Linked DNA regions of Mus musculus: regions 2 and 3 are each linked to region 1. Evidence: chromatin loops called from intact Hi-C (ENCODE). Cell type or tissue: left cerebral cortex. All regions are shown on one strand. Links, peaks and the distances in the headings refer to the core of each region. The heading gives the core; the rest is flanking DNA. Region 1 holds the start of Shisa2 (shisa family member 2). Region 2 overlaps Atp8a2 (ATPase, aminophospholipid transporter-like, class I, type 8A, member 2). Region 3 overlaps Atp8a2 (ATPase, aminophospholipid transporter-like, class I, type 8A, member 2).

Region 1 (10,060 bases), core at 2,686-7,685:
AGACAGTTATTTCCAGCCTTAGGCTATTGTGGACAGCGGTGTTTGAATATCAATGCAGAAGTTTATGCATGGACATAGGCTTCCAACTCTTTGAACTATATATACATGAGTCTCTGGGATGGTAGGGCCACATAGCCCTTCCTGACTTAACTTTTAAGGAACTGTTAAACTGCTTTGTACAATGGCTAGGCCACATTTCGTTCCACTAGCAATGTTTACAGATATCGGTTTCTCCATATGCTTACAAGCACTATTTTTCTTCCTTTTATCAACACTAGTTCCGTTCTAGGATTAATGAGGTTTGATTACGGCAACTAATGACTAGTGACAAAAAAAATGAACATCCTTCCATATGATTGGTCCTTAATTGGTAAGGGAGCTGTTCAAATCTTTTGTAAATTGAGTTATTTTTCTTTTTGTTCTTGAGTTGTTGAATGTTTATGTTATGGGTGCTAGACTCATTATATATGATTTGCAAATCTTTATATGCATGTGTGTGTGTTTAGGCCTGAAGTTGATATTGGATGTTCTCTTTGATCACATTCTACTTTATATATTGAGATAGGGTCTCTCCTTACACACATAGCTTGAAAATCCTGTGGTTTGTCTCCCAAGCTCTGGGATTGTGAGTAGCCAGTGGAGCTGCTGGGGTTACAGTCTGGTGCAGCAGTGGGTTTTAAGGAGCTAAGTTCTGGCCGTCATGCTTGCATAACAACTGCTCTACCCACTGAGCAATCTTCCCAACCCCGTTGCAATCATTTTTGCATACTTGCTGATCTTTCCTTCTTGTACAAAAACAAAAGTCTTGGATGCCTTCTAACCCAATATTTCCAAAGAGAAATTATGAAACAGTAAACATCCAATGGGGGTTAGATAAAACAGTGGAGCAAGATATAGAGTTAAAGTAGTAAAAATAATAATGAGGAGGAGGAGAAGGAGAAAATTTTTTAAAATGTAAATTAACATAATTGTTTAATTTGAATTCATATTGGATAACACAAATACTTAAGCATAAAAGAATATTTAGTGGAACAAATGTGAAATTTGCAATACTGCTCCTGTTCTCTAAAAAAGGTGGGGAACATGACCCAACGTGAAACTACTCGTTAGCAGACTACTGCCGGGTGTGTGGCCAGAAAGAAACTTCTGGTCTCTCACAGAAAAGCATGGTGGAGCTTGCAGCTTTTCTGACTGCCAGCACCTGAAATGTGATTACCTCTGTATGATTTATATCAACTCCGGGTCGCGAAGCTAAGACTAGTCATAATTAATTCATTAGCTTTACAGTACTGGTGATCAACCCCAGATCTTGTACTTGCTAGGCAAGTGAGCTCACGGAGGTACAGCCCATCTGCAGTCGTCCATTTGTTTAGGTGTATGGTCTTCAACAGGTACTAGTGAAATGTCAGAAGTTCCCTTTCTTTCTTCTCTCTGTCTCTGTCTCTCTTGAGAGTATGGGCTCAGGAACATATATAACCTTCCTTCCTTCCTTCCTTCCTTCCTTCCTTCCTTCCTTCCTTCCTTCCTTCCTCCTTTCCTTCCTTCCTTCCTTCCTTCCTTCCTTCCTTCCTTCCTCCCTCCCTCCCTCCCTCCCTCCCTCCCTCCCTCCCTCCCTCTCCCCCTCTCTTTCATGTTAATTTTGCTTTATTAGTCATCTGGAAAAGACAGCCCGTACAGGGAAGTGTTCATTTAATCCTCTTCCTCTTCATCCCCAGCTCAAGCACCACCCTGGCCTTTTTTGGTGTTCTCCTTCTTCCCACTTCCCAGGTAGCCATCACCATTAAAGACAACGGAGAGAGAAGTCAGTACTTCTGGGAGTCCAGACCAACCAAGAGGAATGCAATGTTCACCACTTACTTTCTGACCCTGATATGACAGTGGTGCATGAGCACACAGGCATGGTGAACAGATTCGCCCGGGACCAACTTAAGGACCTGGGTCTGCAGCCACCTCTCCAAGAAATAATTCCTCAATCTGAAGAAGTCCCAAACTGTAGTCCAGCTTCATCGTGGCTTCCTCTTGCCCTCACCCAGAACCCAGTGTGAACAAGTTGCCTCAGCAGAACTTTGCCTTCGGAGAGACTCCATAGGTCCTTCTCGTTCAACAGCAGCCCCCAGAAGGCTTTGGGAATCTTGGTCAGAGTAAATTTGATGCTCCACACCTCACGTTTGTTCAAGAGCCCCATACTCTCAAAACAACTTAAGTTCCTGCTCGAGATGTGACTTCTCAAAGGATCCTCATAGACTAATCATTGACTATTTGGGAAAGAAACAAGAACGTGTCCTTAAACCACAGTACTACCAAACCATCTGACCGATTCAGTGTGAAATGGTCAACAATTTCTTTATAAACCCTGGATAAACCATGGGTGTTTTGGAGACTCGTATAAATGGAAAGGAAAGGGAGTATGGAGCAAGTGCTGTCTGCACTAAGTACAAATACCTTGCATCAAACACAACAACTAAGAAACATACTTAAAGTAGGAACCCACTTGCAGAAGACTGAAGTAAGTTTCCCAGCATTCAAAGGAACAGCTCACAACTGCCTGTAATTTCAGTTTCAGTAGATCCTGTGGCCTCTTCTGGCCTCTGAAATTCACACATGTTACATACTCACTCACAGACAAACATGCCTACACATAATTAAAAACAAAATAAATTTTAGAAAAGTATTAACCCCCAGAATACCAGGTAAATCAATTTCTACTGACACTGGGAATGGTGACCAGTGGATTGGTAAATGGGCTTTGGGGTCAGGCAACAAGTGAGTGGTTCCAGGAAAATTGACACCCTCTGTCCACCTGGGCTGGGAAATTTGTCCCTACCAATAAAATGAGCAAAGTAATGTCTTCCTTATGGGTGGCTGTGAAGATTAAATATGCTGAGAGATGCTCAGTACAGGATATCAGCCACCACAGGAACATGGCTGCCTAGAATATAATAAGAATATAGTAAGTGTTCAGAAAATGGTAGCTAACCATAGTCACCATCCATTACATGATTCCACCCATCAATCCTTGGCCTCTTAGGGCTTAAATCTAAACACTAGTGTTTGATATTTTTCTCTCCTTTCCTCTCAGCCTAATGTCACCCTGTGTGTTTTAACTGGCCCTGTAAAGGGTCAGAGAGCTGGATCAGTCAGTAAAGGCTGGGTTATTCAAGCATGAGGACCTGAGTTCGAATCCCCAGCACCTATAGAAAAGCTAAGTGTGGTGGCTTTGGCCTGTATCCTATCATGGGGTGGGATGGGGGCACACACAGGCAAACTTATAAGCCTGCCAGTCTAGTTAACTTGGTAAACTCCAGGTTCAGTGAGATACCATGTCTCAATAAGGAAAATAATTGAGAAAGAGGCCTGACATCAGTCAACCTCTGGCCGCCACACGCATGCTCATATATGTAGACATACATGCACATACAAACACCTACATACCCACCGCTCACACACGCATTGGCTCTGCACAACGCTGCTTATAGATCGTTGTATCATTTTTACTTGCTTGATTCCGTTCCAGTCCAACTGCTCTGTTAATTCAGAAACATTAGTCTGCTTGAGTTTGTGACCACACCCATCTGATCTCTGATGCTAATCAGGGTTGGGCCTAGTTAGTTTGTGGGTTGGAGACCACCCTGCTTGAGGGAAACGGTTCGAGGAGCCAAGGTGAATCCCCAGAACTCGATTCGGAATGTGCTTATGAAATGAATGCTTCTTCAATGTTGGAGTTTTGTTCATTTCTTAGCTTATAGGGGTTGATGTTTGGCGCATTTAAAATATGTCTTTTCAAGACTGGAGTGGAGCTCTGTGGTAAAGCATTTCCTTCCCAGGCCACGCTCTGGGGTTCCGTGCAAGGGTCCCTTAAATGACAAGAATAAGGTGTTTTGTTGGGCACAGGCACAGAAGGAAGAGTTTTCTCTGTGAATATTTTCTGGGATGAGTGGAAGGCTTAATTCTCAATGTTTTAGGTAAGGGTTGCACTAAGAGCCCTACAGTGGTTTAACTCAAAAATGTCTTTGCTATGGACAAAATTGCCTTGTATTCTTGTTACAGCCAGTTCTCCATTAGATACACAAAGAAACAGCCCGGAAACACGTGATGGTTCCTCCTTCAGGGGCTGGGTTTAGCATTCACATGGAATGACTCCAGCTGAGAAAGACGCAGTAGGTCCTTTAAAAATACTCATCGTTACTTTAATAGCATCAGCACCTGCTCAGCTGCTTCAAGAGTGAAGCTATTCGTTTCTTCTCAGAATGTCTGGCGTCTGAACCCTTGCCTTCTTCCTGGCTGCAGCTGTCTAAGCCAAGGAGGTCAAGTGTCACACGGAGGCACCTTTCTGCCGGACGCCAACAATCACCACACCAAATTAGGGAGGGGAAAAGAAAACTAATAAAATAATATAGTTAATTTAGTCAGTGACCCTATTGACTTTCTTGCTGACCTCTTTACTGTGCAGTGCCATGGCACCGGGAGGCCAGGCACCACAGCTCAGATAGGGTTTGTGTTCGTCCTGGGCCTGGAGGTTGAAAGCTGAGCAAGACAAGTCTATCTGAGTGATGACTGAGTCCTCTGTAACATGGAAAGTAAGAATTATTCTTTGGAGAGTTGTCAGAGTAACTCGGAATGTTGGACGTCGAAGATCCGCACTAAACTTACTTCTGCTATCCTTGTTTTAACTGGCTTCCAAGGCGTGGCTGACTTAAAACGTGTTTTCCCACTTGTCTGTTCTGTTCACCCGCACCGCTGCCTGGCCACTGCCACACCTTTGGTGAAGGAAAGTGAAGGGCTACGAGTGTCCCCTGGCGGAGGGAAAGCCCTCTCGGCACGCATGCGCGCAGGGGAGCCTCCAGCCCCTCTTTAAGTGAGGAGCGCGGTGCGCAGCCGGGCAGTCGGAGCTGGCTCGCAGCCTTGCCAGGCGAGCGTGGGGTGTCCGCGCGCTCCTCTGCTCCCATAGCCCGAGGGACTGAAACTTCCGTGGGCGGCTCCCACCGGAGCGCACTGCCGGGGGCGCACCAGCGACAGGGAGAAAGGAGACCAGACGCGGGCTGCAGTAGGAGCCGGGGAGGGCAGCCCGCTGGCCCGGCGCCCAACAGCAGCCGCGCGGCCGCCGCCAGCCGGGCGGGCTCCGGGACTGCAGGGGAGGTGCGGGCACTCGCAGCGTCCCGAGCGGTGGCCGGAGCCATGAGGACCGAGCACAGAGTGGCGGAGGCAGAGCGCAGCCGGCCGCTGCTGCACTTGCCGCCGGGAGCACTGCGCGCACTGCCCGCCTCCTTCGCTGCTTCTCGCAGGGGAAGTGAATAGAGGGGGAAAGCAGCCACCAGCTCCGGACTCTGATGCTGAAACGCTCCAGCCGCGGCCTGGCTCCTGGTCGGCAGCGAGGCGTCCCCTCGAGGATGCCCAAAGAAGGTCGGATCACAAGCCAAGCTTTCAGAAACGTTTCTTCTGTGATGCCCCTGTGAAGGCCGAACCTAGCAGGGACGTGGTCACTCGCAAGGAGGGATGACTTAGACCCTGGCTCTGCAGCCTGGGCTTCGCCTCAGAGGGGAGTGTTCCTCACGGAAAGCCCCAGGGATCGCCGAACCATAACTTCTTGGGGGAGATCTGTGACCTCTAGAGACATCACCGGTGCCCAGGGCAGTGCCATGTGGGGCGGACGCTGCTCACCTTCCACCTCTTCCAGGCACCGCGCGTCGCTGCTGCAGCTGCTGCTGGCCGCGCTGCTGGCGGCGGGGGCGCGGGCCAGCGGCGAGTACTGCCACGGCTGGCTGGACGCGCAGGGCGTCTGGCGCATCGGCTTCCAGTGCCCCGAGCGCTTCGACGGCGGCGACGCCACCATCTGCTGCGGCAGCTGCGCGCTGCGCTACTGCTGCTCCAGCGCCGAGGCGCGCCTAGACCAGGGCGGCTGCGACAACGACCGCCAGCAGGGCGTAGGGGAGCCTGGCCGGACAGACCGAGAAGGCCCAGACAGCTCGGCAGGTAGGCGAGCAGCAGCCAGGTGCAAAGAGGGAGCGGGAGGGCGGTTGCTTTGCCTGGGCAAGAAGGACCAGGAAGCCTGGAGATTTTAGGAAAGGGCCGGGGAGCAGAAACCTGAGTTTTTTGTTTTTGTTTGGGGGTTGTTTTTGTTTTTGTTTTGTTTTGTTTCCCCTACTCATTAACTTTGTATGAAGTGGGGCAAAAAACCTCGAGAAAAAACACGTTGCTTCTGTTCATGGTCCGTGCCTTCCTTTCCCTTCGTCCCATTTCCACTGGGCTTAATCTTGGGAATAGTCAAGAAAATGACAAGGGTGCACCCCTCTGGAGAAGGCTTGTCCAGGGTTCTCCTCCAAGGGTCCTCAGACGGAGGGCAGTTCTGGGGGACAGCAGACGACTTCCCGTGGGTGACGCACCTTTTCACATCTCAGGGATCCCTTCTCTCCCGCAGGAGCCAGTGCACAGCTCCCTGTGACCACCTAGGCCTCTGGGAATCTGGATTGGCCTCCTTAGGCTGACTTGATAGACGTGCCACTGGAACGGAGCCCAACTTTGCTCATTGAGACTTTTGACTATTTCTTAATAGACAAAGCCAGATTTTGAAAGTAAGCCTGTCAAATAATTTAGTAGATGGCATTTCCTTAAGGAGAGGCTGCCAAATTGAGTCTCTCTCTGTGCGTGTGTGTGTGTGTGTGTGTGTGTGTGTGTGTGTGTGTGTGTGTGTGTGTGAATGAGTGCTACAGGCACATACATAGGTTTGGAGCTGCCTGCGCTTTGGCACAGGTGGTTTCTGCTTTATAGAGCAGTCTCCAGCCCAGCAGCTCTTTGCAGTGCAGTTAAGCGTTTTCTTAGTTTGCTCTTCCTGCTGCTGTTGCACTGACTTCAGTCTGAAAGGAGGAGAACTGAGGGTCGTTCTGGAGAAGGCACCATCTGAACTGCAGCTCAGTTTGCGGAGTGTGTGGTCTGGGAACAAAGCCTAGAGAAAAGAGCCAAATGGCTACAATAAGGTGTCTGTTCAATTGGGCTTGTTAATAACTTCTAAAAGTCGGGATGGAGTTGGCTAAGGCTGGAGGCAGCGGCCTTCTCACACTGTGGATGCTGGCCATGGCTGCCCTTCACTCCACTCCTAAATCTTTAAGTCTCCCGGTTCTCTCACAGCCCTTCTGCAATGAAGGACGAATTGCCCAATTAAGCCTGCGGGGGCTTGTGGTAGCACTGCATTCTTTACCCCTGTGTAGTTATTTACACTTCCAATTAAGAATCCTGGAAAGAGAACAGTTATTTCTCCCCCAAACTCATTATGTGGGCTGAGACTGATTTCAGCTGGATTTTGCTATCATATTGGAGGTAAAACTTCTCTGTGGGTTTTTGTTTGTTTGTTTGTTTGTTTGTTTGCCATTTATAACATGAGGGAGCTGGTATCTTAATTTAGGGAATGAGATATTTTTACTGTGTGTAGGAAAGGGCTTGGCTCTCACTGCTTGGACGGGGCCTCCAGTGCTGGTGTAATGAGAATGGTACAGCTGTGGGAGCCAGCTGGGCTGCAGATGGCAGCAAGCCTTCTGGTCTGCGGAACGGACCCTGAGTACAGAAGTGGCTCTGCTCAGCAGTTTATTTCTCTGTGATTCTGTGTGCTATGTGAATGGGGACGCCTACTCCCAGGATAGAGTCTGCAAAAGCCATTCGCAGATCTGACCTTTGAGGTCTGGGCTCCGTGTTGCCCCATCGGAAATGCTGGCAACTGTGCCTCACCAAGACTGGTGAGACCCATGAACCCCTGTTCAGATGGAGTCCTTAGGGAGGGCTGGGCTTGGCTCAGTGGTGACATGGTTCCTTAGCATCTGGGAGGACTCTGTCCAGGTCAGTTCCCCACACCTCACACCCACTCCCACACCTGCTGAAAAAGAAACCTAGTTGGGAACTCACCAGAAAATGCAGCAGTTTCTTGACTGTAGGGAGACTTCCACAGAAGTGGTCCAGAGGCTTCCTGCAGGCTCCTCCTGTCTGCTTAGGTCCTGAGCATGCTGCCCCGCGTTCCTGCCTTGCCTATGGCTCCCATGATTTAAACAATTCTGTTATTTATTTTTAAAAGATAATATATAATTATATATAATATATAAAGTCTCACTTTATAGCCTAGGCTGGCCCAGTAGCTCACTATGTAGTCTAGACTGGCCTTGAACTCCAAGACAATTTTCTTGTTTCTGGCTTTCCAAAGGTTAAAGCTGAGAGTCACACCATGCAAAGTTCCTGAAAGGTTTTTTTTTTGTTTTGTTTTGTTTTTTTGTTTTAAAGAAAATAACTTTAAAGTGAAGTTCATTACTCTGCTAGTTTTACTCACAACCCTTTATTGTTATTTTATGGTTTTATTTTTCAGAATAACTTAATACCCACCGGCTCTTGCCAGCCTTCCTTTTCCCCCACTCACCCTCAGCCTCTGGTAACAACTTTTGTGTTATGCACTTTTATTAAGCATGGTTTTTTGTTTTGTTTTGTTTTTTGTATGTTTGTTTGTTTGTTTGTTTTAGATCTGTGCACTTTTTTTACTACTATATATTTTTTTTAACTTTTATCCATTTTGTGTGTGTGTGCACAGCGTGTGCTGTGGCGTGTCTGTGGAGGTCAGAAGACAACTTGGAGATGTTCTCTGTCCTCCGTCTGGGTTCTGAAGATTGAACTCCGTTCATTATTATGCTTGGTGGCAGGAGCCTTTTTCTGCTGAGCTGTCACCCTGGCCCATTGTTTGTCTTTTGATTGTTTTTCCCCTTCCACGTCTTATTTCTTATTTGGAAATGACAAAGGTTCAGAGTCTTACCTAAGTTATTTGTTTTTTATGGTTTTTTTTTTTTTTCTGCCTGTAAGAAAAGAAACTTGTTTAAAATCCTGGCAAGAAGAAGCCAAGGAATGTGTAAAGTCATTCATATTTAGAGCCGGTGCCCTGCTAGGGAAGACTTACATTTCTTTAGGCCATTCAGTTATTGTAGGATCACCTAGATCTAGCCTGTACTGTGACAGCTTGGACATGAGCCTCTGGTATTGTATTAGGGGACTCTAAGTGGGATTATGACGTTTAGCTTCCAGGGGCCTTGCCATACCTGTGAGCCTTGGCAGCGTTCCAAAGCACTCGGGCACGGAAGATGCACCTTGGGCACTTCTGGCCTGACGGAGCTGGCCCGGCCTTTGCTGGTCGCCGTGTCCAGGGATTCTGATGGGAAACCTAATGCTGTGTTCTCTCTGCAGTCCCCATCTACGTGCCGTTCCTCATCGTTGGCTCAGTGTTCGTTGCCTTCATCATCCTCGGGTCTCTCGTTGCCGCATGCTGTTGCCGATGTCTACGTCCAAAGCAGGATCCCCAGCAGAGCAGAGCCCCAGGGGCCAACCGCCTGATGGAGACCATCCCCATGATTCCCAGTGCCAGCACTTCCAGGGGCTCATCCTCTCGTCAGTCCAGCACCGCTGCCAGCTCCAGTTCCAGTGCGAACTCGGGGGCCCGGGCTCCCCCGACGAGATCACAGACCAATTGCTGCTTGCCCGAGGGAACCATGAACAATGTGTATGTCAACATGCCCACAAATTTCTCAGTACTCAACTGTCAGCAGGCCACCCAGATCGTACCCCACCAAGGGCAGTACCTGCATACTCCATATGTAGGCTATGCCGTACAGCATGACTCTGTGCCCATGACGCCAGTGCCTCCGTTCATGGATGGCCTGCAGCCTGGCTACAGACCAGTGCAGCCCCCCTTTGCTCACACTAACAGTGAGCAGAAGATGTTCCCTGCAGTGACTGTATAGCCTGCACGGCACAGATTAGACTCCTTTACGAGACTGAACAACATGGGGCCTGATTCTTGCACCACAAGTCTGCTCAAGTTGGTGGTGTACCCGCCGATGCGCTTCCGGATGACGTCATTCACCTCTAACCTATAAGGGGACATCTCCACAGCAGCGTGTCTGTGTGTGTCTCCAGATGCAAAATTGAAAGCCACAGCCCCTGGAGTTGCCACCTGTGTCCTCAAGCGTGTGACAAAAGCTTGAGCCCCTTAAGTGCCCTTGAGGTGTGGCTGCCAGAGTCAGGGGTTGAAGGATGTCTTTAT
Region 2 (10,060 bases), core at 2,932-7,931, 390 kb after region 1:
TGTGGGGGACTTTTGGGATAGCATTGGAAATGTAATTGAAATAAATACCCAATAAAAAATATGGAAAAAAGAGAAAGTTTTGGATTCTTAATTTATTGATTGTGTGTGTGTGTATGTGTGCACACGTGCGTGTGTGTAAAATGTGATGTGTCACAGCAAGAGAGCGTGGGGCCAGAGGACAGCCTGCAGGAGTCAGTTCTGTCCTTCCACCATATACACCTAAGGGTTGAGTCAATGTGGTCAGACTTGGCAGCATCCTGGCTGCCGAGTCATCTTATCAGCCCTGATTTGGAATTTTTGTTTGTTGATGGATTTAGTTGTTGGTTATTTGTCTGTTATTTGTTTGAGGCAGGATCTCACTGGAGCCCACGGAAATCTGTTGCCTCTGCCTCCCAAGTGCTGGAATTATAGATGTGAGCCACCATACCCAGCTAATTTGTTGTTGTTTTATAAATTAGTATGCTCACACTGTAACATTTTTATGCAGAAGTAAAAAGAATAAACCGCATACCCTAAGTTATCCAGATACAACCTCCAATATGGAAGTTCCCACAACCAAAGTGACCACAGGCCTGGAGCTTTTGTTTTGACTCACATTTGATGAGAAGCACCCAGTTTGGCACAGCCTGTCACTCACACTGGCAAGCCGGAATGGGTGCATGTATGCTCCTGGTACCCCACTATGTAAAGCTGCATCTCAAGACACTTTTCTTAAAAACTAAACTATCTTGTTGGAGGAGGGCAGGCTGGGACAGAACTCGGTGGGCACCAGCAGCGTTTCCCTGCCTACACTCTCCTGCTTCCAAAGCCTTCCTCTTCCAGCTGCTGCAGCTACAACACACAACACACCAACAGAGCCTACAAACAAGGTCGCTCTGTGACACTATGACCTCGGTGGCCTTTATGATAAGGCCTAAAGCTGCCTTATCATAAAAGTAGAATTCTTTTTGTTGGGCCAAATGGAATTCCTTTAAAAGCGACATACAATGTTTATCATCAAAAAGCCCCAATCATAATTTAAGGTAACCATGACGATGGAGATGAGAAAACTCTGCCACTCACCAGAACCGATCCAGGTTCAGTACCTTACTCCTGGCGTAGTCTCAAATTAAGTTTGAGAATTAGTCCCTTCATCCCACAGAGCCACCACACAATGGGATACAATTTTACAACTGTATAACCCATAAGCAGCAATAGCTTTCCTTAGCAATAACACCTTTGGAGTCTGCTTATTATTAGAGATATTGGAGAAAAAGCCAGGCTTAGGACACTGGCCATATAAGTCTACTTGTGAATATGACCTTTGTCTCTATAGGAAGAATAGCCGCTGGGGAACCAGCAACACAGAGGACAGACGGATGATCACAGATCACTAGGGTGCCATCACCTTTACAGACACCAGACAATGGTGGCAAAACCAGATCGCTACACCAAGGATTCTGTGTCCAAAGCTCACTCTTTGTCACTCTGTGTCACTGCCCACTCTTATCTAATTCACCTTGAACCTGTGTTCCTAGTGGCTTGCTAGGACTGTCTTTCAGCTCTGGGCAGACCATGAGGGATATGTGAGTAGCAGTTTGGAAAGCAATGCATTGGCAAAGCAGCCTCCAAGGGGTCGGCTGAGCCCCCGCACCTCTGATACTTACGGCTCCCTTGCAGTAGAGTCGAAGTTGTCCTGATGGCAGTCGGACAATGACAGACATTCTTTTCCTGTCACTGTAATAGTATAGAAGAGAAAAAGAAAGACAAGAAGAAACAAGAAGGGAAGGTCATCATTGTTTGCCTTATAGGACCAGGTCTAATAACAAGTCAAAACATATGCAGCCTAGAAATGTCAAGGTCCATTTCTCAATCGCTTTTTCTTCAAAGTAAAGCTTCAACAGTAGAGTTTACCCATCTCTACCAAATGGACAGATGCCTGTATGCCTTGTCCCACCGTAAGGACTCATTGCATGGCTGTTTGCAAGTGGGCCAGAAAAGGAACATTTGCCCATGTGCTGTTGCACACTGAATCAGTCAACCCTTTCAGTAACCATTCCGGTAACCAGAGCCATCCCTTGCAAACAACAAGGTGGGAGACCCAACACACCTCAAAGGTCCTTGTACAGTTTCTTTTAATTAGTGAAGAAGATTACCAATTCCTAGACCTGTCCCATCCAGCACCAGCCACACCCTCTCCCCCACTGCTGCACAGACTCTTTCTTACCCACTTGTTATCAGGGTCAAGCCCACATGCTGAGAATCAGTGACTTCTGCTGCCTGAGGTCCATCCTCTTTTCCTAACCCACCCCCAGTGTTGACCCAATTCCCACGGACCCTCTCATGGACCACACTGCTCAAGCACACATGACCTATATTCTCCTCCCCAGCAGTTCGCTCTGTTGCTTTGCCCACACTTCTTCCTACTGCAATGTATCCCCCACCTGCAGCCAGTCTGACCCACAGCATGCTCCGGGTGGAGCCTTCATCCTCTCTCAGCTTCTAGAGGTTGGGTGTCCTTAGCAATATCACCTAAGCTGTTTCTGTTTCTTAATGTCCAAAGCAGATGACCACAGTTACTCCAAGGAAATCTTACAGAAGGCAATGGCATCAGCAAAATGATGCATCCATTAAAAAGAATCAGAACCTGTAACCGAAACTGGCGTTTCTTCTCACTCCTCCTCACCCATCCCTTTAAAAACTAGACCCTTGTGTTTCCATCTACAGTGCCCTGTTTTCAGCGCATCCCTTTCAGCTTCCTTCTTATCTGGCTGTTAACATCTGGCCACAGTTAATTCAGCACAGGGCAGCAGTTTCCAACAGGAGATGCATTAGGGGCTGGAGAGATGGCTCGGTGAACAAAGTGCTCATAGTATAAAGCATGAGGACCGGAGGAGGATGGATCACCAGCATCCACATAAAAGCAGGACATAGTGGCATGTATCTATAACCCTGAGACCTGGAGAATGGGGACAGGCAGGTCATGGCTTTTCACTGGCCATCCAATCTAAACTGTGATTTCTTGACTCTGTGAGAGACTGTGATGGCTATCTGTCTCAAAGGACTAAGCTGGAGGTGACAGGTTTCTACTTCTGGCTTCCACATGCACATGCATGGAAGAGCATACACATGCATGCTACATACATACAACATATGAAAGAGAATGAAGAAAAGGAGACAAAAGGTCTGAGGAGCTGTAAACACCGCTAGAAGCTCCACACAGGCACACTGTCACCATGCCGTCATGAACTGCCACCATCAGCAGCCACCCTATGGCTTATCTCACCCACAGAACCAAGCTCACAGCTCTCGGGTAAGCATCAGGCAGGAAAATATTCCCTCGGTGATGATATAAAAACACTGCCCCTTTCAAGCCATTTGTGAACAATTTAACAAAGATGTCTAGAACACTAAGTATTTTGTTTTTTTTCCTGAGACTGTGCTGGGACTCACTATGTAGCTCATGCTGGTCTCGAACTTGGGGTGATTCCACTACCTCAGTTTTTCCAGCATTGTTTTCTGGCATTATATGCCTGAGCCACCATGCCCAGCTGCATCTATGCTCGATATCAGGCAAAGGTAGTCTCAAGACAAAAGACAACAGGACTTTGCTCTAGTACCGGAAGGCAGCTCTGCTCACGCCACTCCCCAGTGCTGCCCCTCTGCCCTCGTACTGACCGTCCAGTGTGCAAGGAGAGAGAGGTATGTTCAGACTCACTCCTCAGAATAAACTATGAAAGCCCTGGGAAAGCCAGAGAATCTGACAAATATTCCTAGGTCTTGAAGAAATGTCTGGGTGTGACAGCTTCAGGACAATCCTGGGAGTGTGGCCTCCTGGAGACCAAGCCTCCTGAGAGAATAAACTGACCACATCTGCTCAGTGGCTACATTAGTTTCTTGCTCAGACAGAGATGGAGACCTGACCTCACAGAACCTGAGCTGAGACAATGAAGCCAACGCCCTTGCCACATTCTCTGAGCCTTGCACATGTCTGCAGCTGCCGATGTAAGAACACCCAGCACCCAGCGCTAGAAGGCTAAAGGCAAAGGAGGCTGGAGAGGGTTAACATTGCTGTGAGAAGAAAATGGAGTTGCCAACTGAGCTCTCCTTAATGAAACCCTTAAATTCTAAGATGGGGGCAGTGGGAAGGGGCACTTATCATGATTAATGTCTAAATAGAAAGAACCCAGGTGCCCCTCAACAGAGGAATGGATACAAAAAATGTGGTACACTTACACTATGGAGTACTACTCAGCTATTAAAAAGAATGAATTCACGAAATTCCTAGGCAAATGGTTGGACCTGGAGGGCATCATCCTGAGTGAGGTAACACAATCACAAAAGAACTCAAATGATATGTACTCACTGATAAGTGGATATTAGCCCAGAAACTTAGTATACCCGAGATATAAGAGACAATTTGTAAAACACATGAAACTGAAGAAGAACGAAGACCAAAGTGTGGACACTTTGCCCCTTCTTAGAATTGGAAACAATCACCCATGGAAGGAGTTACAGAGACAAAGTTTGGAGCTGAGACAAAAGGATGGACCATCTAGAGACTGCCATATCCAGGGATCCATCCCATAATTAGCCTCCAAATGATGATACCATTGCATACACTAGCAAGCGTTTGCTGAAAGGACCCTGATATAGCTGTCTCTTATGAGACTAGGCCGGGGCCTAGCAAACACATAAGTGGATGCTCACAGTCAGCTATTGGATGGATCACAGGGCCCCCAATGGAGGAGCTAGAGAAAGTAACCAAGGAGCTAAAGAGATCTGCAACCCTGTAAGTACAACATTATGAACTAACCAGTACCCTGGAGCTCTTGACTCTAGCTGCATATGTATCAAAAGATGGCCTAGTCGGCTATCACTGGAAAGAGAGGCCCATCGGACACGCAAACTTTATATGCCCCAGTACAGGGGAACGCCAGGGCCAAAAAGTGGGAATGGGAGGGTAGGGCAGTGGGGGGAAGGGTATGGGGGACTTTTGGGATAGCATTGGAAACGTAATTGAGGAAAATATGTAATAAAAATATATAATAAAAAAAAACTAAAAAAAAAGAAATCGTGACAAACAATCAGTAAAATGTGCAGTTGAAGCAGTTCAATATATATGAAATGTTACATGTCAAGTAGATGAAGGAGAAACATACCTAGAAAATTCTAGAACATTGAGGATCCCGAATGTCTGTTCTTGTCCCATCTACAAAACAGAATAAAAGAAGGCTTACCTGAAGTGCAAAAATATCAAAATTTCGAATCAATCAGCCCTCCTAATTACATACACACAGACACACAGATACACACACGCACACTCCATTAGTTCTCTACATGGGCATTTACAAGTCTGCACTGTGCTCTCACAGTCTGGTGGGGTCAGAGCGCCCTCTTCTGGCAGAATGCTCTCATTTTCCCTCTGTGACAGGCTCCTAAATACTGCTGTGTAGCCACTTCCAAGTGTGGAAAATGAAAGGTCCAAGCTGCTTAGAACCATCTGAAACCTTGGGGCCAGTTCTGCTTATGAATGTAGGGATCTATGAATTTTGTTAAATAGATAGATAGATAGATAGATAGATAGATAGATAGATAGATAGATAGATAGATAGATAGATAGATGTCACCTAACATCTCCAGCCGGGTCTGAGCTGCACTTCCACACACTTCACAGTGAGTTAGCATCATAGCCTGAAATGGATGCCCAGTAGCCTGAGGTCCTACTATGCAACCACGAGACTGATGATGCTACCAAGGTGCAGGTCCTACCTTAGAAACAGGCAGAAGGTACTTCTCGGCTTTAGGAAACCAGAGAGAGGAGAGTGGCAATATTCCTTGCTACCGGTAATTTCATGGAAGTGAGTGAAAGATTGTGAGGAAGCCTTTTTAAAAGTTAAAATTCCCACGGCCCCAAACACCATGTTTATGCCGCCGCCTCCTGTGAGACCACGGCATCTCCACAAAGTATTTCTAACCTATGTTTTCACTTGTAGACAAATACAAAATTTTGCCATCATATTTGCAATCAACACACTATTTCATGTACACCATCTTCCAAAGTGCTGGCCCCTTACCGCTTCGATGATGACCGAGTACGGCGTCCTCCCGGTAAACACAAAGCCAAGCTTCTTAGCTCCTTTGACCAAAGCAGCTTCATCTGCCAACAACAAGCCAGCAATACACAGGTTCACCCCTTGTCATGACCGGATTCTGCTAAATATCATGTTCATACTAAAACCCATCATGATGGATTAGGCCTGGTGTTAAGCTGCACAGTAGCAAAGACTTGAGACGGACGGACAGATGGACACACTCCCTCTTCCTGACACTGGGCTTTGAAGTGAGTGTTCTACTGGAGAGATAGAATACCCCAAAGCTATGTCACCAGGACCACGGTAGTTTACACTCCAGCCATGCTCTGAGGGGTCAGCTCAGGGAAGACTCCTTGATCAGTCAGCAAGGCCGTGCTTCAGTTGCAGTACTGATTCAGACCCTAAGAAAGGGGTGAAGGGCGACTGCCCTGATCCCCCATGGGGTGTTGTGGGTGAGGCAGCCAAGCAGCCAGCCTGGTTCTCACTTGAGAGCTTTGTCTAGCCCAAGATTTTGTACCAGGATGTGCAAAACAGCCTGGGCTCTTCCTTGCCACCAGAGTACCATGAGAGTTGGGACACCCTGGTACTAGCTCTCTTGGGTTTTAACACCCACGCTCATGAACTGGAGAGAGGTCAAAGGCAAACCGCAGGTCTTGTGGGGCAAGGTGCACCATAGCATCTTCCAAGAATAACTGAACACACCCAGGTCTCCGGGGAAAAAGGCAACCAGGCACTTTCAGCAACAGCCCTCACCTGGGGACGAGGCTTGGTAGATAATTTCATCTCCATCCTTCTCGGGGACGACGGTGTGACACACAGCCAGCAGGGTAAGGAACTCTTGTATGCAAGGGGCTGTAGGCTAAAAGCAGTAAGACACAGTTAGCCAGTCACCCAGACTTGTAATGCGTTGAGGATTCAAGCCATCACCTGCTCTAAGATCCAGGGAGAGGCCAGGGAAAGCGGCATACAGCTTTGATCCCAGCACTTTGAGAATGTCTATGAGTCCAAGGCCAACCTGGTCTACAAGACGAGCTCCAGGCTAGCCAGGGAAAATAGGGTAAGATCTTGTCTCAAAGCAAGAAAAAGAAACCCAGCAAGAGTTTGCCATTTGCTTTGACAGAGTTCAGAAGCTCAGGCTCTTGGACAGAGGATCCCAACCTTTCCTCAGGTGGTAGTGACTCCCAATCATAAGATCATGTTGATGGCGACTTTATAACTGTAATTGATACTATTATGAATCATAATATGAATGTCTGTGTTTTCCAGTGGCCTTAGGAGACCCCTGTGAAAGTATTGTTTAACTCTCAAAGGTGTCACAACCCACAGGCTGAGAATACTGCTCCATGCCCAGACACTTGCCCTCCATGGAGCCCACCTCCTGACACTCTGGTCTTCAAACGAGTCATATCTTTCTCGGTGTCCCTTCATGCCCACAGCAGTCTGCCTGCTTTCAGCGAGCTCTCCTGTGTAATGATTTGAGTCACTTCCCCTGAGCCCATTGCCCTGTGCCTCAGAACATAGTCCCCAGTGCCATCAGGAAGCACTGTCCTGCCTGCCACCATCTAGTATTCTGAGTGTATAATCTCTCTATTATCCACTCCTAAAATTCCCTGTTTAATCAAACTTTTCCTTTCATCCTTAAGAAAAAGAATCCTATGGTTTTATCTGAAATCTTAGAATACAGTACACTTTCCCATTTACCAAGGACTTCTAAGTCTTATAAAACCAGAACTGACTTACATACTGTTCATTTATTGCCCAAACACACTCAGGTAACTAATGTGCATCAGGCAGTGTGTTCATCAAGGTTTGGGAGGCTGAACACATATACTGTGGGCCTGCTGAGCCAACCAGCACTGTGATTGCTCTCCTAAACTTTGGTCCCCTGCAGGACCTGAGGCCAGTTAACCCATCAGGCTGGAAGCAAACTAGTTAAGTTATAACCTAGTAGTTGATGGACTAAGCCAATAAAGTTGTTTCCTATATTCCACCTCCATTTTTATTCTCTGTCTTAACTTGCTTGGCACAAGCCCAGTGCTTCCCCACACACTAACCAAGAATTGTACCACAGTAGCTGCACATGGACCTGGATCCCAGCACCCTCAATTAGGACCCAGGAAGAGCTCTCCACTCCCTTTTACACAGAATTCAGACCCTTAGCTACACTCCAGGTCCCCATGGCCTGCCACTTCTGGTCTAGTATCATCCCTTGCCACCTTCATCTTTTCTTTGCTTGCATAGACACTATTAAATTAATAGTCTAAAGGAGCTGTCCTTTCAGTGGCCATGTGCAAGATACTCCTGTCTACTGCTCCTTCTTATAAATCTTTTTTCTGTACGTTTGCTGTGGTTTACTTTGCAGACTCAGGCGTAAGCTTTGTCTTGTCATTTGGGATGTTGGCGTAACTAGGTTTAATTTAGTCTCCACCTGGAACTAAGCCCTTGCTCCCTAAGTTTCAGTTCCTTTTCCAAGATTCCCAAGGCACGCATCCTAGCTTGCTTTCTAGTGCTACAATAAACATCATGACCAAAGGCTACTTGGCTTCATTTCAGCTAACAGCCCTCAGGTCACATTCTATCACTAAGGGAAACCAAGGCGGGACCCTGGAGGTGGGAACTGAAGCAGAGGCCATGGAGGGGTGATGCTAACTTGCTTGCTCCCCATGGCTTGCTCACTTGCTTTTTTAAAAAACTAGTTTTTTTTTATTAAAATATAATTGCATCATCTCTCCCTTTCCTCTCTCTGACCCCTCCTGTGTCACACCCCCCTCCCTGCTCTCTTTAAAATTCATGGCCTTTTTCTTTAATTGTTGTTATAGTTTTTTTTTCTTAAATGTGTAAATACACTTGACACATTATTAGAGAAAACTACACCTGACCAAAATGCAGAGAGCAAGTGACTGTGTGGTGCTCAGCTCCAGTGGTACAACACAGCTCCTGGTCTGAGGCTCAGGGGTCATTGCTGGGTGAGGGAGATCTAGAAGCCAGCAGAACCAGAAGACATAGAACGACCTACAGACCCTAGTTCCTTCTCCCCTCCCTCCCACTAGACACAGTTCTCCTGTCCACAGAAACAACACTCTGAAATTGAGGTTCAAAGACAAGGTCAGGGCACAAACATCACATCCTCTTTCTGATCTACAAGCAAATGCCTTGTTGGGGGCGCCATGGCTGGTTCAGGCAGGATCGAGACCCCAGGGTTAAGCTGTCACGGTCATGGTTCTTACTGATATCACTGTTCCAAGTGAGGTGCATGTCACCTGGCCGAATACTGCATGTAGACAAGTGTCTGAGCCGTGGGGGTGGGGGTGGGGTGCAGGGTGCATGGCAGGCTCACACTAGCTGGTAACTCCGCATATCTCCTCTCATCCTTCACTGACCTGCACCCACAGTGTCTGGTCTCTAAGAGATGCTAAGCAAGTTTCTGCGAAGGGCCTTAGAACCCTAAGTGGGAGGACTAGAGGGGACCTCTCTGTGCCTAAAAGGTAACCCTTTATTTCAAAGAAGACCAAAGGTAATAATCAATTGAGCAGAAAGTTCATGTGTGGTACTATAAGCCTAGTGACAAGCCCTCGGAAGGAAGGCACATGGATCCTAGGGCAAAACCTTCTATTGTTGTTTTGTTGGCTGGCCATGTTGTCAAACTGCCTTCTGAATATCGATATTTATGGCAAAGACACAATCTGGCCTCTCTACCTTGGTCCGAGTAAGAGCAGAGAATCGCACTGGCCACAATGCTGAGAAATACTGGTTATGAGTGCTCAGCCCCACACGGGTCATCACTGGGTATGTGAGATGCTGTCGTCTGGATAGGACAAGATGGCTTCTCCCCTGAACTCACTGCAGCTGTGGTCCTCTACCTAAGACTTGTAGAAGATCAAGCCAGCATATGTCACATATGAACCGTGACCCACTAGTCGCTCTTTGTCCTAGGGGTGAGGGGCACACTCACGTGCTGATCCTCGATGTTCTTTAACAGCCTGGGA
Region 3 (10,060 bases), core at 3,391-8,390, 95 kb after region 1:
CACTGGAGAAGAGAGAGAAGGCAGCCCACCCAGCCCTGTTCTTGTGCTAGAAGTTACAGCTTATTTCTCTAGTGCTGACCTGACAATTCACAGGCTGGGAAGGAAATCATCTTGTCAGTGGTCCCAGTAGGAAGGGGTAGATCTGATCGAGGTGTTAGTCATAGTCAGGGTGAGTGTTCAGCAAAGGCTTGGCCCCTAGAGTTCGGGAAGGTGCTATCGACACATGGTGGAACCTTGAGAAAACTGAACCCTGTGGAGGCCCTTATGCCTTTGGGGGTAGGCTTTTGAGAAAGAGAATGGTATTCTGGCCTCTTGGATTGTCTTTTGTTCCCTGTATGAGGAAAGAGACTCTGTTTCATTAGGAGCTAGTACCCGGATTGCACACCACCCCCCCCAAATGTGGTCATTGATGGTGAGCTAGAACCTCCAAATCTGTCAGTCAAAAAAAGTCTTTCCTCTTATAAGTTGATGACCTCAGTGTTTAGTTACAGGACACAAAGCTGTTTGAGTCAGCCATGTGGGTGGAGACTGTACCATGGGGAAGAGACCTCTAGCCCTTGATGCGAAGCAGTAATGTAGTTCCCAAAGAAAGATGGATCACACAGAGGAACCTGGAGAAAGAAAGGCATGAACCTGCAGGTATATGGGGCTGGCTGGCCACCAGCCAGATGACGTAGTTCATTCCTGGGAAGAGAACCAGGCTGAGAGGAAGGGGGCTGGTAATCTTAAGAAACAGCAACTGAGAAACAGCAACTGAGACAGGCAATCACCAGGGGCAGCCCACAACGAGGGGTCTTAGAACAACACTATACAGGAGAAACGACTCCGTGGTTAACGTGTGCACGGCTCTTGCAGAGGACCTGAGTTCGGTTCCTAGAGCCAAGTCAGGCTTCTCACAGCTGCCTTTAACTCCAACCTGTAACTCCCTCCAGGGCATCTGATGCCTCCGACTTCCCCAGTCACCTGCACACATATGTCACATACTCACACAGATACGTACACAAATGTACTTAAGCAATAAAAATTTACCTTAAAACGTATATATTCCTTGAAATAGCTCAGGCCGGATGATATCACCTCTGAGAGGGCACAGTGCCGATGCCAAGGAGGAAGAGAGAGCTGAGGAAAAAGGCCATCTGGGATCGTACAACAAAAGCTAATAAATGATTTTTCCGTGCTTTTCAGTGATGGAAAGGGGTTACTTCTGAAACGGTTGAAAAGATTCCTTTATCTACTGTTCCAACGGGAAGCTTTAAACATGCACACTATGGGCCTCCTTCCTCCCCTACCGCAGCCATGGTCCCGGTCACAGGCCTCCAGAAGGTGTCAAGGAGGCCCCCTCCTACCAGCGCGGAGCCACTGGGGAAAGTTTGGGCTAGAGGACTCACTGTTTTCTCTGGGGCTTGAAACCATCACATTTCCATCCAGAGGAAATAGTCTGGGATGTTTATTTTTTCAAACCTCATGAATATTAAAAGTGCTGTAATTGAAGCCAAAACATAAGAAAAATGAATGCAGCCATATCGAGTGTGGGTGTTCCGCTTTCAAAGCTGTCTCCGTCAGTGTCAAATGTTTGAAGCAAAAGAAGATAGATGGTATAAACACCGGGGAAAAGCCAGCCCTGCTTTGGAGATGAAGCCAGATCAGTTTGACTCAGGCTCCTCCCTCACCACAGCCTTAGGAAGGGAGGCAGCCAAGAAAGAGCAAGGCTGTTGTTTGAGGAGAGCCAGCACACATCTACTGAAAATTCAAAGGGCCAATTCTGTTTGAAAGGTTCAGAGTTATGTGGCCTGGATATCCCACGGACCTCTGAGGATTTACATATCTTTAACATAATGTGAAGACTGAGTAACCAGTGAGCAGCTTAGATAAGACCTTATGAATATTCACACTTTTAAATCTCAACGCTCGCTACAACACACTTCCTTTTCAAACTTGGCTAGTTCAACAGTGGCTCCAAGACTGGAGGAGATATGACATTGTGACAATAAATAAATAAATAAATAAATAAATAAATAAATAGTTCAGAATGGGATGCTAATGTAGATAGCTATCAGGCTACTCTGGATTTTCAAACAGTTCAACAGTGGCTCCAAGACTGGAGGAGATATGACATTGTGACAATAAATAAATAAATAAATAAATAAATAAATAAATAAATAAATAGTTCAGAATGGGATGCTAATGTAGATAGCTATCAGGCTACTCTGGATTTGAAAATTATTCAGAATTGTTCAAAGTCACTCTTGGTGTGTGTGTGTGGGGGGGGTTGTGTTTCTGTGTGTGTGTGTGTCTGTGCATGCACACTGCATCTGTGTGTATGTAGTTTTACACCTGTGTGAGCACACGTTTATGACTGTGTACATGCAGAGATCAATGGTTGACAATGGAGGGCTGTCTTCTGTCATCCTCCACTGTATTTTCTGAGGCAGGGTCATTGCTGAGCCCTGGGCTTACTGATTCAGCTTGTCAGATAGCCAGCTTGCCTTACAGATGCCCTGAATGCTGACCTCCCAGACAGGCCTCCATGCCTTCTTGGCTTGTGGCTATGGAGATCTGAATGCCAGTCCCCGACTCCCACTTGCACAGCAACCATCGAACCATCGCCCTAGCCCTTAATTTTACCCTTTGATGAGACCAAATATGAAAAGTCATTACCAAAATGAGGGTGTCAACAACTTGTTCAAGGAAAGAGACAAAATACAGAATTTAGCATCCTTTATCCAGAAAGAAATATTTAAGATTTTGTTCATATTTTAGAATTGATCTTTCAGAACATCTGTAATTCAAATATTTAAATTTATAAATGGTCCAAAAACAAAGACTTCCATAAACAGTTTTAGATCTTTGGATTAGGGGGTGCCTGGTCAATACAGACTTTTCCCGTAGTGCTGTGGTGTAAACTTGGGCCTCCCATGTGCTAAGAATGCACTCTCTCACTGTTTACCAGTGTGCTGAGGTGATACAATAGTCCCAGCCTTCGGTGGTGGTGACAGCAGTACTGGGCTCTTACCCATACCCAAATCAAGCACATGAGCGACTGGGAAGGGAAAATAGCCCGTGGATAGCAGGAGAAGAGCATAGAAGTCAGCAGCAGGGAGAGGAAGAAGGGAGAGAGAAGGCTGAGGGAAGGGTTTTGTCAGCAGTTGCTTGGGTCTCCCACAGCCCTCAGGCATCAACTGACTGAGCAACGACTGTCCAGTCATTCCCACAACACTGTTCTTCTCACATTTCTGAGCACCAATTATGCTCAAACTATATGTGTTCTCTCATGGCAGTGACCCTGCTTATGACTTTCTTCAGAAACAAACTATTGCATATCTGATTAATTAAGTTAAAATGAGGTCATTACAGTGTAACTTGTTTGTGACTGGTCACAATTATTCATTTCTCTTCCAAACTTTATTTCTGGGACAGGACCCCCTCCCACCCATATATTGTTAATTTCTCATTCATTCATTTAGCAAAACAGTAACTGACTACCTGTTACATGCCAGATATAGTACTGCAGGCAGGAGACAAGCTGGTCTAGACAGGAGACACAGTTCCTGCCTCCAGAGTGTCATATCTACTAGAAAGACATTATTGAAACCTAAATTCCAGGAGAGCCCCAAAGTGGGTGCCTGGGTAGTTGGGAGAGGTGGGGAGCAATCTGGAAAGTCTAATGCGTAACTAGGTCTTGATAAGGTGACAGGAAGATCAAAGCATCTTAAGGAACAACAACAGAAACTTTGTTCTACACATGGGCAAAGGCCCAGAGCTGGAGCTTGGGTGTTCAGGAAATTAACATGGAGACATACAGAAGAAGGGCCTAAGATTAGTTGAATCCTGAAGGTCTTCATATCCTGATGGGGACCCTGGATCATCTCATACTTTCAAGGTGCAGATAGATAGTTTTCAACATAAAAATGATGCGCTCAGATGACATTTAAGATATATGACTCAATTTTAGAACGGTCCCCTTCTCTAATTGAGGACTTCAATCTGAAGCCTTCAACTCACAGTTTTCCAAGCACAAACTTTTTCACTTGGAAACACATCAACTAATGCATCTACATTTTAATACTTAAGTACAGGATTGTCTTCACCTTGGCCACAGCTAACATTCATCCTGGTCTCCTGCTCCCAGGCCTCTCTCCTGTGTCTCCTAAGCACTCTTGCCCCAGGACAGTTCCTACATTAATCTCATCTCTCTGGGTCTTGAAGTATGCTGCTTTCCCAATGAGGTGCAGGTCTACCCTTTAGATAATATAATCTCATACTTTCCTCAAAGAATATCTCTCTCTTCCCTCTCCCCACTCATTGCCCTCTCCCCTCTCCCTTCTCTCTCTTCTCTTCCTCTTCCTCTTCCTCTTCCTCTTCCTCTTCCTCTTCCTCTTCCTCTTCCTCTTCCTCCTTCTCTTCTCTTCTCTTCTCTTCTCTTCTCTTCTCTTCTCTTCTCTTCTCTTCTCTTCTTTCTTCTCTTCTCTCCCCCCTCTCCCCCTTTCCCCCTCTCTCTTCTCTCCTCTTCTCTTCTCTCCCTCTCCCCTCTCTCCCTCTCCCCTCCCCCTCCGTGTGTGTGTGTGTGTGTGTGTGTGTGTGTGTGTGTGTAGACCACAGGTCAACTTTTCCTCTGTTGCCACTTACTGTTTTGTGAGCCCACCTCTTCAGTGGTGGGATGAACCACGATTCTAGTTTTTGTTGTTTGTTTGTTTGTTTTAGGACCGGCTCTGGAACACTTGCTATCTCCCTCCCTAGCCCCTTCCAAGATCTTTCTGAGGGGCAAATGTCACTCTTCTTCATCTCTGCTCCCAAAGTCGCCTCAGTCTCTAATATTTACATGGAAATCCAGGCTTCATATCTTTAACCTCTATCCACGTACACACTTCCACCATTGCACAGAATAGACCGGACTCTGGGTCCATTCTGTTCACTAGCACTTTGAGGGCACTGGCCAAGGATGTCACCATTATTTCCCAAACCTTGCTCAGCCAATGCCTTACAGAAGAGAAACCCATTCCACGGTTCATTTCCTTACCTAAACTATTAGTAGCCAAGAATAGCATTTCAAAGACTTTGTGTCTCCCAGAGACACAGAAACAGGAGCTGAGCGTCCCTTAGGAAGGGAGGGAAAAGAAGGAGGAGGGGTGCAAAGGAGGAAGGAAGTATGCAGCCTGTTTTCCAGTGGGTGTTTAGAGAGGACTACATGCTGTGGAAACTCCAAACACATGGGTAAGGAGCCAGAAGAGGTCTTATTCCCGGATGGTTGTGTCTCTTTCAGTGTAAATGCTGGACTGGGAGTCAGCCCACTGGGAGGGTGCTTATCTGGCATGTGTGAAGCCCTGGGCTTGACCACCAACATCAGAGCAAACAAAGAACTTCTTAAAGAGGGTGGAGACAAAACCCAACTAACCAAGCAACCAACCAAAAGCTCAAAGCAACAACAACAGAACAAATAAAAGCTCAACCACTGGCACCCCAATGTCTCAGTGACTCTGCTTATGACTTTCTTCAGAGATAAACCACTGCATAGCTGATTAATTAAGTTAAAATCAGGTCCTTACAGTGGTGGTCCCTGATTCAAAATGACTGGTGTCTCTAGAAAAAGGGGGCATTTAGACAAAGACAGACACACAGAGTAACTCTTCTATAAGCCAAGGAATACCAAGAGATTGGCAGCAAACTACCAGAAACAGGGAGAGAGGTCCCGCATACATTGGCTCTCTTAGCCTGCAAAGGCAACCAGCTCTGCCAGGCCTGTGTTCTCAGACTTATAGCCTCCAAGCCAGAGACAACCATTTCTGTTGTTAAAGCGACCCTGTCTGTGGCACTTTCTATAAGCCTAGGAAATGAATCCAGATATTTATTTGAGTGCATTCTTTATAATTTAATTGCTTTTTTTTTTTTTAAATCAAGCCTTGAGTAGTTTTGCTTTGAATGGAAAGGACCCAGCAAAACGCTGCTGGAAATACGGGCTGTTTTATGGGGCAGACTTTGTAAGACATTGCGAGCCCATCTTGTTTGTACAAAGACAGAAGGAAGTAGGTGGAAAGGCAGCTGGCTGGTGTGTGCTTGTTTCCTTCATCCACGCCAGCTACTTGGAAGAGAATTATTCTCCAGTAATTGAAAGGTCTACCCTTTAAAAAGCCAGACACTGTAAGTATCCTAGAACTCTCTGGTAACATCTTATGGAGGCAGAGAACAACCTTACAGATGTTATACCAGTGGTTCTCAACCTTCCTAATGTTGTGAGCCGTTAAGACACTTTCTCATGTTGGGGTGACTCCCAACCATCGCGTTATTTCATTGCTACTTCAAGACTATAATGTTGCTACTATTATGAATTGTAATGGAAGTATCTATATGCAGGATATCTGATATATGACCCCTGCTAAAGGATTGTTTGACCCCTAAGGGGGTTGTGACCCGAACCACAGTGCTAGGTAAAGAAAGGAAGAAAATATTTAAACCATTCAACCCTATGTCACCTGAAAGATGAAGGTCAGGGCCCATCATTAGATGCTCCCGAGAACTTGGAAAAGGCAGCTTCCTTAACAAGATGCCTGCACAGGACTTCCACGTCTGTTATTTTGATAGGCTTAAAGTTGAGTTAGCCCAGGCTATGACAGAAACTGATGGTATGACGAAATCTAGATTTGATCATTGAGATTTTAGTCTGTAATTTGTGAAAAGAAGTGTTAGCTGGATAGCACCCATAAGGAATGAGCCTTATTTCTTAAATTACAATAGCTAAGAGGTGGAAAACGGTTTTGTGAGCTGTGCAGTTCATGCTTTTGAACCCCCTAGGCTGACCCTTTGCCCAAAGACCAGCTCACCCCCATTCCCTGTACGGGTACAGTGCTGGCTTGCAGTAGGAAAACAATAAATGTTCACTGAAAGTGAAATACAAGACTTTAATAAGGGACTATTTTAGAAAGACTCCCCAAACTGGCATGCACATCGCAGCGGCTCTTGGCAGGGCTCTGCTGGGACATCTGCTTTATGGGAAAACTTTACTGTCATGGTTCAGCTGAACTGGAGACTCACCAAAGCTTCCCCAGTGTGAGCAGGGCTGGGTGCCACTTTCCACCATAGTCCCAGGAAGATGTGAGTCTCTGGATCATTCTTTTTGTTCTCTGAAGTGAGTATGGTCCCTGTCAGCCTCTGTACAGTCTCATGGTTCTTACCACTTTGAGACAACAACAGGGAGGATCCACCTTGGAATCTGGATCCACACATCCCAGAATTAGAGTGTGATCGCCATCAGAGAAACATTTTCCCAGGGTGTCCTCACAGTCATGGCCCGGGCACAGTTTGTGCCAAGGGGCTGCAGGGCTTGAATATGTGCCCATATAGTTGGGAAAAGGCTGATTAATGGTGTTCTTAGATACGAACAGAAGAGTAGCAAATGTGTGTGTGTGTGTGTGTGTGTGTGTGTGTGGCCCACCAAGATTCCCCTCGATGGGACCCACACCCTCAACACCCTGTGTGAGGTATGCGGACACATGCAGGCATATTAGCCCTGGTCTTCTAAGAGTGAGCCAAAAAAGGAACAGAAAGTTGCCAACCCTTCTGCCTAATGCTTTCTGAAGGAGCTCTAATAACCGCCTATTTATAACCCTGAGCACTTGGTGGCCTTCCATGCAAGGAACAGGCAGCTGCTACAGGAAGCCAACTGCCCTGCCCACTGACTGGAAACAGATGTCCCTTTCTGTCATCTTTGTGAATAGTTGCAATTCCATGAAGTGATCATTGTCAATGTATTTCCTTCTGTTTATGGTTCACTGAAACTCCGGGATATAAAGATCTCCTCATCTTGTCATCAGACATGGGGCACTCCTGGGACAAAGGTACCACAAGACAGGCCACACCTGTTCCTCTAAAGACATCCCAAATGTCAGTTTGAGACTCCAATGGGGTTAAGATGATCCAAATTCTGAATGTTATTTTAGAATAAAAACTCATATTCTTACTGGTGATGCTGGGGCTTGAACCCAGAACCTCCTACAAGGTAGGCAAGTGTTCTAACACTAAGCTACACTCTTGGCCTAGTCCAGCAGTTCTCAACCTGTGGTTCATGACCTCCTTGGTGGGGGTGGGGGAGAAGGAGGGAGTTGAACAACCTTTTAACAGGGGTCGCCTAAGACCACCAGAGAACACAGATGTTTACACTATGATTTATAGCAGTAGAAAAATTACAGTTATGAAGTAGCAATGAGAATAATTTTGTGGGTCCGGGGTGACCACAACACGAGGAACTGTATTAAAGGGTCACAGCTTTAGGAAGGTTGAGACTCGCACTCCTTTTCAGGTGCGTGGTGCTGCAGCTAGGATGCAGACCACTCACCTGGCACGTGTGAAAGCCTAGCTTTCCTCCCAGCACTGCAAAACAACAGAAAGCTCTAAGGGTTGGGATGACAGGTCTGCTGGTAGAATGTGAAAGCAGGGAGAACCTTTACGATGGGGTGACAGCGTGGGTGTCTTCACCACCTTGTTTTCTATGAAGTTACAGGCAACTAGAATGCTAGGATCTTCCCGCTCTATCCAACACCCATGCAGCTACTTGTTCTAATCGTTTATTTATTTTTTGAGACTGAGACTCGTGTATCTCATGCTGGCTTTAAACTCATTTTGTAGCTGAGGATAGCCTTAAATTTTGGATCTTCCTGTCTCTACCTCCTTAAGGGTCTGGGAGCTCAGGAGTGCTGAGCAAAGTTGCAAGCTGCAATGCAGACTTAGAGCCTCACTGGAGAGCTCATGCGAGGCTGACGGAGTGCCAGGCAGGGAGAGCTGGCTGACTGGTTGTTGGCTGGTTGTTGGCTTTCTTCTTGGCTTTGTAAGCTGGTAGACAGTGGAGCCTTTCACTGTGGGTGACAGAACATGCAAGATGAGGAGGTGTGCAAGGGAACATGGGGACTCTTGTCACACATGCCTGGCCTAGGACCTGTGTCATCCATACTGAGAAGTCTTGGGTAACAGAGTGATGTAAATTTTCTTTTAGCTCAGAAGATCAGCATCAGCACAGCCATCAGGAGGAACCACGAGAGCAGGAAAGCTGAGCCAGTGGGGAAGTCTGGCCTTGGGAAGCATCACAGAGCATACTACAGAGCAGAAGGGTAAGCTGGAAGAAAGAAAGGCTCCCAGGGGAAGTTATACTGAGACAGAAGTGTGGGTTCAAATCAAAATAAAATGGCAGAGACATCTGGAAGATCTGACCTGGAGCTGTTGTAAAAATCTGCCTGGGCACTTGGATGGAAGCGAGGTGATGCTCAGAGCAGTGAGAGCCACAGTCAGATGCAAGGCTGGCCCGAGAGGTAAGAGGTGGCTAAGCAAGGACAGAACTCCTGTGGGAGCAACCACGCATCTCTTGGGATTGGAGTCAGATGGGAGAGCCAGAATCCCCAAGGCCCCACCTGGAACTCGAAGTTCCTGCAGAATCAGGACTCAGGAACATCTTCCTGTCCTCCAGGGTACAGCTCTCAGCACTTAAGAGCATATACCGCCAAGCCCAATTCTTCAGATGTTTTAGGTACTGTGGTCCAAATAAGATTCAAAAGGAGGGGGCACACTATGATATGAATCACAGTAATCCTAAATGGCTGACGGTTTGAGGGTAATTTTTACAATATAGAATATATAATATGATAGATGCCATTGTGCTTTTTAAAGATCTCACCAGCATAAAATTTTCTAATACATTATTTATATCAATGCTAGTGACTATTATAGCTGAGTCTATGCTATGAGTTCTAATTTGCCAGGTGATTATACATATCCTAACACTGCACAGTCAACAGATATTAACTTAATTATGCTTGAGGATATTTTGTGCCTGTGCACACACAGGTGTGTTGTGTGGCTGTGCATATGTTAAGGTGTGTGCGCACATAGGTACCCACAGGTACGGAAGCCAGTGGCTGACCCTGGGTGTCTTCCTCAATGGCTTTCACTTTTCACCGTCTAGTTTGAGACCACTAAATTGAGAGCTCACTGACTCAGCCACTCTGGCTGGCCAACATTGTCTGAGGATCTGTCTGTCTCCACCTCTGCCTGCCCTAAGGTTACAGGGGATGCGCCATTA

The links. A loop is a pair of places that touch in the nucleus more often than their neighbours do. Peaks named below come from ENCODE experiments on the same cell type or tissue, not always from the same donor. Only the 100,000 strongest peaks of a DNase experiment are listed, where the experiment ranks them.
Region 2: a loop joins it to region 1, with 4 times the contacts of the local background. A loop is called at or near these places in 11 of 42 quality-filtered maps.
Region 3: it touches region 1 in a loop (2.3-fold over the local background); 6 of 42 quality-filtered maps call a loop at or near these places.

What each region holds. Positions count from the first base shown.
Region 1 is chr14:59,620,431-59,630,490 of GRCm38, forward strand. Shisa2 (shisa family member 2) reads left to right here and starts at 4,851. Exons shown (of 2, transcript NM_145463.5): 1 at 4,851-5,970; 2 at 9,205-10,060. The coding sequence starts at 5,637. The coding sequence ends at 9,758. It also overlaps the pseudogene Gm18073. In left cerebral cortex, for the core only: CTCF peaks have their summits at 4,814 and 5,018; DNase peaks (open chromatin) are centred at 4,925, 5,170, 5,794, 6,959 and 2 more places; H3K4me3 peaks cover 1,454 bases.
Region 2 is chr14:60,010,733-60,020,792 of GRCm38, forward strand. It overlaps Atp8a2 (ATPase, aminophospholipid transporter-like, class I, type 8A, member 2), which reads right to left. Exons shown (of 36, transcript NM_015803.3): 15 at 10,027-10,060; 16 at 6,828-6,933; 17 at 6,057-6,139; 18 at 5,142-5,191; 19 at 1,647-1,716. Among named protein-coding and RNA genes, the nearest start is that of Atp8a2, 71 kb to the right of the region's middle. In left cerebral cortex, for the core only: a CTCF peak has its summit at 5,376 (motif pointing left); a DNase peak (open chromatin) is centred at 5,376.
Region 3 is chr14:59,714,561-59,724,620 of GRCm38, forward strand. The region is part of intron 32 of Atp8a2 (ATPase, aminophospholipid transporter-like, class I, type 8A, member 2); the gene reads right to left. Among named protein-coding and RNA genes, the nearest start is that of Shisa2, 94 kb to the left of the region's middle. In left cerebral cortex, for the core only: no CTCF peak of the experiment used is centred there; DNase peaks (open chromatin) are centred at 6,021, 7,088 and 7,636.